Linked DNA regions of Mus musculus: region 2 is linked to region 1. Evidence: chromatin contacts called from ENCODE Hi-C or POLR2A ChIA-PET data. All regions are on one chromosome and are shown on one strand. The core of a region is the stretch at or near the end of the contact, and the rest is flanking DNA. Distances in the headings are between cores, read along the strand shown.

The links. Hi-C counts contacts between places; a loop is a spot of excess contacts on that map. ChIA-PET counts read pairs that join two places held with the same protein, here RNA polymerase II (POLR2A).
Region 2: a loop to region 1 is called in a map of heart, with 2.4 times the contacts of the local background. The contact joins the promoter of Fam126b here to the promoter of Stradb in region 1. A Hi-C loop is called at or near these places in 1 of 37 maps with a recorded cell type or tissue (heart). POLR2A ChIA-PET finds 5 or more read pairs at or near these places in 1 of 5 experiments (embryonic stem cell).

What each region holds. Positions count from the first base shown.
Region 1 is chr1:58,968,077-58,974,944 of GRCm38, reverse strand. Stradb (STE20-related kinase adaptor beta) reads right to left here and starts at 1,423. Exons shown (of 12, transcript NM_172656.6): 1 at 1,095-1,423. It overlaps Trak2 (trafficking protein, kinesin binding 2), which reads left to right and starts at 1,463. Exons shown (of 16, transcript NM_172406.3): 1 at 1,463-1,708.
Region 2 is chr1:58,583,723-58,590,704 of GRCm38, reverse strand. Fam126b (family with sequence similarity 126, member B) reads left to right here and starts at 4,372. Exons shown (of 13, transcript NM_001310598.1): 1 at 4,372-4,493. Ndufb3 (NADH:ubiquinone oxidoreductase subunit B3) reads right to left here and starts at 4,308. Exons shown (of 3, transcript NM_025597.3): 1 at 4,035-4,308.

The sequences.
Region 1 (6,868 bases), core at 174-2,673:
ACATAGTGAGACCCCATCTTTAAAATATGTGTGTATGTATTTACTCATAAATGTGTGCATATATATGTATATATATATGTGTGTGTGTGTATGTATATATATATGTGTATATATATATATGTATATGTATATATATATATATATATATATATTTAAGAAACCTGTATTCCTAAACATAATGATGAGTACTTCAGTGTAGTCCCTTGCAATTGTACCTAAAAAGCTAACCACAATAAAGCTTTATAAATAATCTAATTTGTTGCATAATATAGAAGTCATACCCAGGCCTTTCATTTGAAAGGTTAACACTTTAAATGGACACCAGAGGGGCTATGTATTTACAAGACTTGGGTTTTGCGTTAATCGAGGTATTCAATGGTCTACTGTTACAGGAAATGCCGACAAAAACAAAAAACCTACCAATACTCTTTGTTAGGCTTCAAAATTACAGTAATTCTCAAGGTGATCTTGAAATCTCATAAAACCTTAACAAAGATCATAGCGAAGCACACAGCTTAATCCAATTTTCCAAACTTAGTATCATGACTCATGGTTTCAACAAATATTTACGGAGTGCCAAGCACTGTGCTATGCAGGTGCTGTCACAAATCATGATCAAGTTTGGAGGAAAGGTATTTGACATAACAAACCCACGAGGGGAAAACAAGACATCAAATGTAAACACTGAAGACAAAACGAAGCCTGGACATTTAATTTGGAAAAAGGTCCCTTCGACGTCTCTGAGCAGACAGGTCTGGGGCCAGAGTGTCTTCAGCTTGGGAAGTCGCCAGGCCTGTGTGCGCTACCAAAGGTAAGAGCTGGGGGAGCGGGGCGGCGGTAGCTGGGTTCCTGCACCTGGCACCGCTGCTGGGCACCCGGGAGCCCCGGCCCCCCCGTGCGCTGGCACAGAGACAGAGAGCGGGAGCCGGCGTCCCGCAGACTCCAGCGGCTGCTCGGCCGGCCGTGTCAACTCCGGTAAGGAGCGGAGGCGAGGACTGGCCTTGTAGCCTTCCGCTGTGCACCTACCGACCTGCGTTCCCTGTCGCTCCCCGGGTCCCCACACCATCCCGTGCTGGCCTGCCTCCCCTCATTACCTAGGCGGTGACCAAGGCCAGCGACTCTCCAGACAGCGGGCGCTGAGGGGAGGCGACACGCGCGAGCCCCGGGACCTGCCTCGCGAAGGGGCGAGGCGAAAACACTAGGCCGGCTTCCAGGGTGAGCCTCAAGGCACAGAAGTGCAGCACGGCCTGGAGAAGGCCGGTCGGCCTGGACTTCTGCCCTAGCCCGGGGCAACCGGCCGGGACGGGATTCGCCCCACCCCAGCGGGGTCGGGGCCCGCCGCTCCGCCCCACCGCGCCTCCAGCTTCTAGCTCTGGAGTGAGGAGGCGGGGCCCTCGAGCTGTAGGCGGGACGGAAAGCAAACTACAGTTCCCAGAAGGCTTTGCGCTAGGGCCGCAAAGCCTGTTGGGAGAGTGGGTCTCCTTTTTAGCTTCCCTAGCTGGGTGGGGGCTGCCATTGAACCGGCGTCACTGCAGCTCCAAGGTCGCCCGGTGATGATGTGAGAGCGCCTGCCAGTTCCTGCCACGCCCGGGGGGGTTAGCTCGGTGGCGGCGGCGGCTGCTTCAGATGCTGCTCTCAGGCTGCCGCGCATTAGGGGCTTCTTCCTGAGCGAGTGTGGGCGGAAGAGCGAGGACGCCGGGCCATTCCCGTGAGTAAGCTCCCGCGTGCGATTCGAACTTGCCCTTGTCAACTTCTCTCAAAGGCAGAGAAGCCTTCCTGTCCCGCGTCCCTCTGGTCCCCAGAGGTCACTCACGGAAGGATTCCGCCCCGAGATGGGAAAGGGATGTTTCCCAAGTGTGGGTGCAAACTGATGGGAACTGGGCGGTAGCCTCCGGGATTCACCCTATCTGCACCTCTGAAGATTGGCAGCTTCCCATCCTTTGCCAGACAGAGTCCATCTGGAGCTCTGTCGTTTTAGGATGAGTGGCTTTAGTGTCTGGACGTTAAACCTTAAGCTCTCGGTGGCCATCTGTGATGCAAATGGGAGGAAAGGACACTAGAAAGAGCTCTTTCTTTATTGGGCTTTTATTTGTAATTGATTTGGAACCAAACGCCACATGTCTTTTTAAAAGAAATAAGGAAGACAGACAGACAGAAAGACTTTTGGTTGAAGCAAAAAGAATGAATATTGGCAGTTGTGTTTTCCAGTGCCAGCACTTCTGAGTCCCAGACACTTTTTTTTTTTTTTAAATCACAATTATGGCAGTGAAGTCAATTACCTGCTTATGCATCTTTTTCTGCATCAGGAAAGATGGTAATATTTCGCTGGAAATTCACTTAGCTTATGTAAGGACCACTGAACAAAATGAGCTAGACTCAGAGTTCTTGCTCTACCTTAGTAAAAATGTTTGTGACCTTTCAAATCTTTGCTGTCCTGTTAAAAGTCTGAGCTACAGTGAGCTCCAAATAGCATATTAATGGTGGTGACACTTGAAAACGAATTGTGAAGGACATTTGGTGGTGGGAAAGGGCAAAATTAAAGGCACTTTATCATCTCGGCCACTCTCCAGCTTTCTATTTTTAAAATTAGGTAGTATCTGGCAAGCCTCAGATGTTTAACCAGCACATACATACCTATGTGAAAGACAGTGCTCTTACCCATACCCATTTTTACTGATGTGATGATGTACACGGTTCACCTAACCACGCACATTGCTCACTAGTTGCACTGGAGACTTTCTGTATCAAGTCGAGATTTACACCCATACCTGCTTTGCCTCAAAGTTATGAACCAGGTTAAAAGAATGGTTAAGAAGAATTTTCATAGTTTGCTAGTACTCGCTCCATCATTCCTTGACTATGAATGCATCCGTAACTCCCACTTTAGCCCTCTGAACAAATTGTACACTCTTGTCTGCTAGTCTCATCCCTCATAGAACTGCTCATTAACACACTAAGAGCTCATTCCAAATCCACCTGGATGCCTTTATGTCTTAAAAAAAAAAATGATAGGATTGGACTTATATCACAAAGGTGCTTTCCAGTTCTCGGGTTTTATGGTTCTATGGTTATTATTCTTCACTGCAGATGCTTAACATCCATAGTCACAAAGCATTGTTATTCTTCCCTATGAATGTTTAACATTCATAGTCATAAAGACTATGGAAATTGGCCTTTTAATGTTTTTACTTCACTGCCCAGACTATATTAGAGCCAACATGAGGGATGGGGGATGGTAGCACTGTAGTTCTTGCTCATTTTCTTCTTGTCTACAGCTCATTTATATCATCTGTATGATTCCTTTTTTTGTTTTGGATTTGTTGGTTTTTTTTTTGTTTGTTTGTTTTACTTTTTTGAGACAATTTCACTATGTAGCTCAGGCTGACCTGGAGCTCACAGAAATCTGCCTGCCTCTGTTTCTTGCGTGCTGAGATTAAAGTTGTGTGCTTCCATGACTGTATCGTTTTTAAAATTACGTTTGTTTGTTTGTTTGTTGCTGTGTGTGTGTGCCTGGGAGCACGCCTGCATGAATGCATGTGGAAATCAGAAGACCACTTGTAGGATTGGGTTTTCTCTTCCTACTATGTGTGTCCTGAGGACGCAGGGTGTCAGTCTTGGTGGCATGCACCTTTGTCTCTCAGCCACATTGCTGGCCCTGGACCAGCTTTTGAACCTCATTAAGTTATCCTACTTACTTGGAAAGAAACCTGAGTCATTGACGTGACAGTCACATGGAGCATCTAGTCACGTCTGTTCAGACCTGTTCTTATAATATCAATAATAGGAAGCATAGGAATAATACAGTGTGTTGCACACCCAGCTGAACATTTTACCTAGTTATCATGGCCATTATAGCGCCTGAGGTAGTTGTTGTTGGTTTGTTTGTTTGCTTTTAACAGATTGGCAACTAAAGCAGCATATTAAATGTACTCAAAATGATGTAATTACTGAGTGATAGCAGTGGCTGTCAAACCAGCCAGGATCCAACCTTTACTTCAACATCTAAGCACTTAACTTGGCAACAAAACCTGAGTAGTTTTACTCTAATTCAGTTGTGCACTATTGCAACTCTTTATATAGATGGAAACTCAACATTAAGTGACTTCCCTACCTCTTTGGGGAACAATAGAGCTGGGATTTGGATCTGTACTTTAAGGTCCATGTTCTTCCCTCTGCTTCTCATCAAATGTCTGTTAAGTATTTTCTGTAGGTTGCTGTCCTAGATGATAAGGATAATCTTCACTGTTAAGAAGTGTGTCCTAGAGAAGAGAAGCCAGAGTTCCGTTAGTGTATTGAGCACTATGACAGCGCTGTTCAGAGGCTTGGAACAGATTGGGGGCAGAAGGAAAGGCTTGGGCAAGGCAGAGGTATAAGCGCTGTAAAGGGCTGAATCATGTTTTCCAAATTCTTAGGTGGTAGCCCAACCTAACCCTCGTTGCCTGAAAACATATCTGTATTTGTGTCGGGCTTCTGAACACACACTACACCTGCATAGGGAGAGTCAAGTAAAAGTTATCACCAAGGCCAAGAAGACAGGCCTCAGGAGAAAACAGACCTTTCAGTACCTTCATTTTGGACTTCCAACTCCCTCAACTAGGAGAGAATGTTATTTAACCTGCCCAGGCTCTGGTACTTTGTCCTTGTAGCCCCAGTAAATAATAAACAGGTGTCACAGGCGAAGGGCATGGTGTACAAAAAGCCTTTGAGATGTGACTCGGTGATTCAGGTTTCACCGTGAGCTTTGAGGGCTGGAGCCGGAGCTGGAAAGATAAGGACGGCTTTGTGTGAGATCCAAGGAGCTTTAAACTGAAGGGATAAAATGGAGGATTTGGTAGCAGTGGGGAAACATTACATGTGCATTTTAGAAAGGCTGTGGCAGTGGGAGAAATACTGAAGAGGCAACACCAGTTCAGGGGCTGCTCATTATGAGGAACTTAAATTCTCAAAATACAAGGCCCAGCTCCATGTGGGGGTAAAGGCACCTGTTGCCTTCATAGTCCCTGGATGTTTGTCCTCTGGCATCACCTGTGTGCCTTGGCATGGACATGCACATACACACAGCAAATAAACAAATATAGCAGAAATTTGTTTTAAAAGTCATAGCCCACCTTAGGCCAGCTGACTTAGAATTTCCATGTATCTATTTTGACTTAAACTTTGGCTTTATGGTTAATTTTTTTTACCTTTGCCTGCATAGATTGTAAAGCTTTACACAACTATCACAACATATTCAGTAGTTTGCTACCCTATGAAGTGATTTTTAAAGGTATCTTTTATCTTTAGGACTCTTTTATAGTATTTACACTCTTGCATTCCCTTCCTCTGGCTGCCTATGAAATATGTACTGTTAACCTCCATTCTGAATTCATAAATATATAGAAAGATAGGTTAAGTAGTTTTTCCAAGGGCACACAACTAATGAAGAGCCAAGCTAAGATTCAAAATCAACTATTCTATCTTCGTTATCTGTATTCTTAACTGTACACTCTGCTACTGCCATATACAAAAAATTAAGATCTTCTACCAAGTGTGAGGGAAAGCGGGGAGAGATTGAAAAGAGTGTGCGTGCTGTAAGGAACGGACAGTTCATCTGAGGGGATGAGGAGTAACTGTTAAAGGGGCCTTTAAAAGGTTTATTTTAAAAGCAGACAAACAGAATGGCAGGAGGGACTGCTGACTTTGAGGCTCCTGGGAGGACTTAATGGAAAAGGGGCTTTTGAGCTGGTTAGGGTTTGGATTTGAAGACTTGAGAGAGGACGTGGGAATTTCAAAGAAACTGCATGACCTATTATAGGATTGAGGATTTCCTGGTGTTTTTAGAAAGCTAATAAGTGCTGTCCTTTGTTTCGGCTGAATATGTTGTTGGTTGGTGAAGGGAGGAGGAGGAGGAGCCAGCTTGTGGGGAGGGGATGACTCTTTCTTTCTTTTTTAATGTGTCTCTGCATTTTGCTCACATGCACGTCTGTGCACCGTTCACATGCCTAGTGTCCTTGGAAGTGTGACGAGGGCATTGGATCCCTTGTGGCTAGAATGATAGACAGTGTGAGCTGTCATGTGGATACTGGGAATCAAACCTGGGTCCTCCACAAAAACAAAAAGTTCTTGAGAGTCCATCTCTCCAGTCCCATTTTAAGCCCGAATGAATGAAGCATATGCTGGATGTCATTATCTTTTTTTATAAGAGGAAGAAAAATGCATCTCGTCCCAGTTCCCCAGTTAACTGATTCTGTTTACACTGTCACACGGGTCCCCACTGTGGCCATTCACCATCCTAGGCCTTTCTTACAATAATCTGTGTGAAATGTGCTAAAAATTCCCCAATTATCTTTCTGTCTCTGGTCTTCTCTTCCTGAAATTTATCCTGTATTCTGCCTCCAGACTGATTGCTCTTGAAAGCCAGTCTGCTATGGGATCAAGTTCAGACTTCTTAACTTGAACTAGTTAGGTTTAAATCTCCAAACACATTATTTGCTGATAATTCCCCTCACACGCATACACATTAATAGCTAAATGCTTTGGGATCTCTTCTCCAACACCTTTCCATTTGTGGGGTTCTGGTTTTGTTGTTTGTTCGTTTGATTGATTATTTTGTTCTATAGATGCCCTTGTTCTCAGCCAAATCTTTCATACTTAAGAAACTCACTACAATCCTAAATCTAGTATGAAGATAAACTTTTTTTTTCAAGCCTGAAGACAAACATTTTAGCTAGAAATGACCTCCCCTCCCCTCCTATCTATCTATAGGATAGAAATGTTGTAATACCCATTAAATATTTATTATCTTGTTTTCTTAGATTCCTGAGACCATTTCATCTTAGCTCTAACCATCTAGATGGCAAGATCATAGCCCTTTCCCTGTTAGAGCTCA
Region 2 (6,982 bases), core at 3,123-5,622, 390 kb after region 1:
TGTTATCTTTCTTTAGCTAGTTCTTCAAAAATACATATTAATCATTTTAGATATACAAGAGTACATGAACATTTTCTATAAAGAACCAGAGAATAAATATTTTGGTTCTTGTGGGCAAAAGAGGTAAAATTGAGGACAGGAGGGGTGTTTTCAGCAAGATTTACTGGTAAAATCTAAAATATACTAAATAACTAAAATAGATATGATATAGGTCTTTTGATGAAAAATAAAATCTCTTTTTAGAGGTTAGCAGTTTGCCTACCTGGAACTTAAGACCACTATTCTGTACATAGCATGGAAATGGCTGTACAAGTTCAACTGCACAAACACTATTAGCTTACAGGCCTCAAAAATCAGGCGCCGTGCTGGAGTGTACTAGCTCAAGTACTGACCAATTCCACCTGAGGACACCCTTTTTTTCTTTCTTTTTTAAAATTTTACTTGCAGACACCTTCTTAATAAATTACCTTTGTAAATAGAATATGAATGGTTGTTGTTTTGCAGCTTGTTTTGCTAGTGTAAAAATAAACTTTATCTTAGTCCTCATTTAAGTTGCTATGAATTTAAAATTCCAGGGTATGAATAGTGCTATATTATTACTCATATAAGGGTAGCAGTTGGATTTCTATAATCATTGCTCTCTAGAAGTAAAACCAAACCAAAAAAAATTCTACCATTATATCTCCACTTAATAATAGGAGGAGTCCAACAGTAGGACAGGATCTTTCAAAATGGGATTTTACAAAACAGAGAAAAATAAGATTTATTAGTATATGCTGAAGACACTATATGAAATGCTCATTTCATTAAACAGTAATACTAGGATATAGGAAAAAATGAACACAGTAACTAATGAATTAACCAAAACTTAAAATTTATAAAAATGTAAAGAAATCAGCTGGGCATAGTGATGCATGCCTTTAACCCAGCGGTTGAGGGGCAGAGGCAGGTGAAGCTCTGTGAGTTCTTTGTCAGCCTGGTCTACAGGTGGAATTCCAGGGCTCTGTTACACAGAGGAAACCCTGTATCAAACACTGCCCACCCCCCACTCCAAAAGTTAAATCACAGAACATTATGTTAAAGATCTCCATATTCGAAAAATTAAAATGTAGCCACGAAATACAAGTTAAGACAACAACACTCAAAATATTAATTTGCAATGTAAGTTTTTGAAGGAAAACATGAAACTCTATACTCATTTCTCTTGCACAAATTTCTTTAATAAAGCCAATATATTTTATCTAATTACAATATTTTAGAAAAAATTCTTCTATAGTTATTTCCAAAAGATAAAGATGAATAAACATATATCTAAGGAGTCTTTGTTTTCTTTTTAAACATTATACCTTAGCTGAAGGAAGGCACACATGCATGTAGTTAGAGCCACCTGAGAGGCTAAGGCAGGAGGCCCACTTCACACGAGTTTAAGGCTGATAATGGGCACCATCATGTGAACCCATCTCAAAATGTAAAACAAAAATTACTATTATTTCAAAATAGGTATAAATCAAAAATAAAATCTCGAATGTTCGATGGAAGAGTTTAAATTTACCTTTTTATGAATACTTGTAGCTAAGAAATGCAGGAAAATCACTCAGTCCTTCTGGACTTCTATTCTTTCATATAACAAGAACTAAAATCTATCTTGCAAGTTGGAGAATGCAGAGAACACCCTGTGGTGTGCCTTCCATTTTCATATCTAAGTGGTAAGACTAACTGAGCACCAATGTTCTGAAGAAACTGGCATGACCTAGAAAATGGAGCACTTGCTAGGCGTGGTGGCGCACATCTTTAATCCCAGCACTCAGGAGGCAGAGGCAGGAGGATCTCTGAGCTGGAGGGCAGCCTGGTCTACAGAGCAACTTCCAGGACAGTCAGAGCTACACAGAGAAACCCTGTCTCAAAAATCAAGGTGGGGGTGGGTGGGTGCGGAGGTAAGGGTGGTGGGAGAAAGGACATTCAGATATGTATGGCCACCAAGTCCTCTCCTGGATATGTGCTGTCTCATTTGGTAGCTTTTAACATTTAAAATGTGGCTAAAGAGCTAAGGAACTGGGAATTTTAATTAATTTAAATTTCAAAATAAATTCTTTTTAAAAAGATTTTATTTGTGGTATGTGTGTGTGTGATGTGCATGGGAGTGTCCTTGGATGCCAGAAGAGGGGTATTAGATTCCTGGAAGCTGAAGTAATAAATAGTTGGTGATTGTGAGCCATTTGGTGTGGGTGCTAGGAGCCCAATTAAGGTCCTCTGGAAGAGTAGCAAGTATCAAAGCAAACTCTTAAATCAATTATAAGAAAATACTGAAGTGTATTTGGACTTATCTGGGTGTATGAATACTTTTTTCAAGTGTAGTTTTTCAACCTAAAAATACAAATACAGACCAAGTATTTATATTTATGAAAACAATATATGTGTGTGTATATATATATATATATATATATATATATATATATACACATATATATATACACATATACATATATACTGCATATATAAAGTACATACATTTTTGACAGCATGAAATGTAGAATAATTCATTAATAGTATATATAAATATACATATTTATTCAAGAGAAGGTTTCTCTGTGTAGCCCTGTCCGGGAACTTGCTCTGTATACTAGACTAGTGTTGAACTCTGAGACTCACCTGCCTCTACCTCCCAAGTGCTAGGATTAAAGGCAACCACACCAGGCTTCAGGCTTAAATATGTTTAACATACTGGGTTAGATGAATTTGTTTTTTACTTTTACTGTCTACTAGAAATTTTAATTTTACATATATGGCTTCCATTGCATTTCTACTGGATGTTATCTCTTAAGAGAAATTCCTGAATGTGCATGACATTGAATATGTTTATTAGATTTTTTTTTCCAAATAAAGCACACATTACTGTATCACTGGGGTATGAGCCACCCCTATCTTACAAGAATATTGTTTATTTACTTGAGACAGTCTCACAAAGCTCAGTCTCACCTCAAACTTGGTATGTAGCCAGGGAAACTTTGAACTCTTACTCCTTCTGTCTCTGTCTCCCAACTGCCAGGAGTACAAGCCTGTGCATCATGCTGGGCTCCTATTTTTAAGAGTATTTCTTTAAAGTCATGTGTGGTGTGTGTGTGTGTGTGGATGTTCATGCAGAGGTCAGAGGGCAACCTAATCCAACTGGTTCTCTCCTCTTCCACAGAATGAGCGAGTTCTACTGCACTGAGGGCTCAACAACAGGAAATTATTTCACCTTTAGAACTGTCCGTTTAAGAACAGAAAAAAAAAAGGATTCAACCATGAATGAACACATAATTATGGAAAATTTAAATGCTATCTGCCTATGTCAGAAGTGAACTCAAAAGTTTGGTGATGATCAACCTTCACTAACGATGGCTTGTTCTATCTAGCACTGGGGAAATGTTGACTTGCTTTCCCTAAGGAAGAAGAATGTTACATCCATTACATATAATTTTACAGTTTATCAGGGATTTTCAAGGGTGTATCTCAAATTTCCCTCATTTAAAAACTGAGATGACCATTAAAATATGGGAAAATACAAATGAACTGCTATTACTTTAGTATCCAATCCTTAATCCTAGGATTATGCAGTAGTCTTGATTTTGTGACTTGCTCTTTTTCACTTAAGCACTGTGTCGTAAACACTTATATTTGGGAAACCGTACTTAAAATACAAGCTTGTGAAGCAACCGTTGCAATTATTTCTTCTAGTTTTAAGTATTTTCGGGTCTGAGCTGTTCTTTACCCTATTCAAATACAACCCAAAAAGCCAGGAGGCGAGGAGTACATTGCATCTGGTAGCGGCGGTTTAAAACATCTCTGGGATTTAACAACCATCGTAATTCTCAAGACATCCTTCATCCGCCTCAACACAGCCCAGCAAGAACCTTGCAGCGGCGCTCCCTAGCTAGATCCCGGATCTTCTCCCGGTCTTATCGGATCCCTTCAGCCCTCTCCACTTCTGCATTCCCTGGATAAAGTTTAGATTATGCGTAATCCAGAAGTCTCCCACCAGCTCCCTAAATTACCTGACAGCAATCTGACCTCCCGGGACACTCAATATTCAACCTTACAGCCGGAGACAACCGGAAACGGACGTTGTTTCCTCTAGTTTCTTACGACAGGAAAATGGGGGAGATGGTAAACGTTCCGGTACTGGCGCAAGGCTCCCAGACAACGTAGAGATGACATGAAGGAGCCTGGAAGTAGAGATTATTTCCCACACTTTGCAGCTGGAGTCTGCTTGAGGTAGAAGATATTGAGGAGAAGGACGATAAAGCCGTGTTTGTCTTGCTCCAGGACGGAATCTTTAGGCGGAGCACCGAGAGGCGGGCCAAAGTCATAGCGCAGCCAATGAGAGCGGTTGTTATTAAGCGCGTGGGCCCACTCAATGAGAAGGCTGGTTGTTATGCTGCAGTTGGCAGGCTGCTGCGGGAGGCGGTGGCGGTGGCGGTGGCGGTAGGAAGCCTGAGGCTGCGGGGTGACAGGTAGGCGGCGGTGCTGTCTTGGGGGGGTTGCGGGGGGGGGGGCGCACGGTGCCGGGTGAAGAGGAATTTCTCCTCCGGCTTCGGACGCCGTAGTCGGGAGCTGACGAAGGTGAAGTGGGAAGGCAGCAGGACTGTTGGATCCGAAGCCCTGCAGACCTGGGAGCAAGCTCGGGAGGGTCGTGAGGAGAAGGCGTCTGCCGAGGCGGCTTGGGGATGAGTGTTGTGGGGCAACTTGGGGCCCTAGCAAGGGCGTTAGGGTGTCGGTGGCGCGGGCTGAGGCGGGAAGGAGGCGGGAGCAAGACACAGGTAGTGAGGGCTGAAGGGATGTCTTGCAAGAAGCCTCAGGTAAGAGAAGGACGTGGTATTGCAGACACCTGCGTGAAATCCTAGGTGTTCTTAGGGCCGTTTGCTGGGATGGGGAGAGGTGCGGAGAAGAAAGATATTTATTGGTGGTCAGCTCTAGAAATTGGTGGTTGTACATTATGTAACCCATGGCAGTTATTTTTCCAAGTAACTCGACTGACCCTGGTAGAAGAAGAGCTCTGCAACCCATTGATGTATCTGAGCACTTTGTTCTTGTTGGCTCCAGCGTTCTCTCTACCGAGGCAGGGTCTGTAGGAGGAGGACAGCGTGAAGGCAAGAGTAGTCACGAAGCGCTTATCCCAAATATGGACTTTGGTTGCGAGACAACACGATGTTAGCTTTAGAGGAATGTTGTCAGATTCGTGTTTTGTAGTACAGGAATTTGCTTTGCGGCTTTAACCTTCAGAAAAGTGGAGAGCCTTTTAAATCTATAGACGAAGATAAATGTAGATTAGAAAATGAACAGTAAATTGGTAGACAACTCGCCCCCAGTGTTAAGGACTGTGAAAATAAGTTGGGAATCTTAGCAGAGGAGTGTCAACTTTTAAGTGATTTCCCTTGTTAAGTCTAGGAAGCTAGTTGTGAGTTATGCCTTAGGCTTAAAAAAATAAGTTCGTTGAATGTCATGGACATAGATAAAATTTATGTACAAATTTAAAACTATTTTGTTTTGAAAAGTCTTTTAAATCCACGGTTTGAATGGTGAAATACAGTCCTAAACAAATCCCTGTCGGCGAATATTGTGGAAGGGCACTTTTATAACTCATTGGAAAAATATCTTTAAAAAGTAGCACTATAAATTATTAAAATGTAAGAGGCCTGAGATGCTGCCGTCAAGTTAGACGATGAGGACAAATGTATCCAGGAAGTATATTGTCTTTCTGGGCTTGTTATTTAACTACATGTTAGAAAAACTTTCTAAGATGTAATCTTTTTCTACTATTGATCATTTATACATAAATATTTATACATATACATAACATAAACATACATATACATAAACATTTATGCATATACATATAAAGCTAGAATTTTTCTCTCAAAATATTGTTTGAGTAGAAATGGGTCATTAGTATTTGTTTTGAAATGTCCAGCACACTGAGGTATTTGTCAGTGCTTTAAATAAAAAAATTTAAATGATACTGGTGTTTTATTGCTTGTCTTTTATCTTTTTACAAGAATAATGGTATTTTGGTCACAAAGAAAGCTTACATTTTGCTTTAGGTGAAATTCTATAGTGCTTTACATACAAAAAATACGGTGTTTACATATTGAAAACAAATATTTGCCTTTAGGTAGTTTGATTTAAGAGAGAGCATGTGTGTTTCTGTGTCTCTCTTATGTAACCAGCCCACTCTGTTTGAGAGAACTAATGGTTGATTTTCAGTGGCCAGTAGGTGTCATTGTAGAATGCCATAAATTGAACACTTGAGTAGGGAATTACCAAAGAGTTTAAAAAACAGTCCCAAATTGGCTTCTAATAGGATCTGGATGATTATTTATAAATCATAGAGATTCTGTCTTTTGAAAGATTTCAGTGTCAAAACTATTTGTAAGTGATTTGACACACTAATTGTAAGGAAATATTTTTGCTTGTTTCAAAATGGTTCTTGAATGTTTTGCTTCTTAATATAATCTTTAATCAATCTCTCTCTCTCTCCCCCTCCCCTCCCCTCCCCTCCCCCCCCTCCTCCCCCCTCCTCTTTCTCTCCAGACAGTCACTATGTAGAGTGGGCTGTCCTTGAATTCATAGATATCCACGCACCTTGCCTCCTGAGTACTGGTGCACCACCACAGCCAGTCCTTAAAGTCTTTCTTAATAGCTAGTATTGATTTGTTTCACTGCTGGTAGTTCACAATTTTTACTTCTTATTGTAATATATTAAGGTCTAGAATGATTTTCAGTCTGACTGAGCTTTATTATAGAAAAAAAAGTACTACATAGTTAAAGTTAACTGCTTTCCATGAAACATTTTTTTTAAATGATATGGGCAGAAACCTCAACCAAGTTGTACTGTCAACAAAAATAATATTTTGTTGTTCTTTTAATGCCAGAACAGATTGTGTGTGTGTGTGTGTGTGTGCGTGCTTCATTGCTTGTTGCTTTTCCCCGCCTCCGGAATATT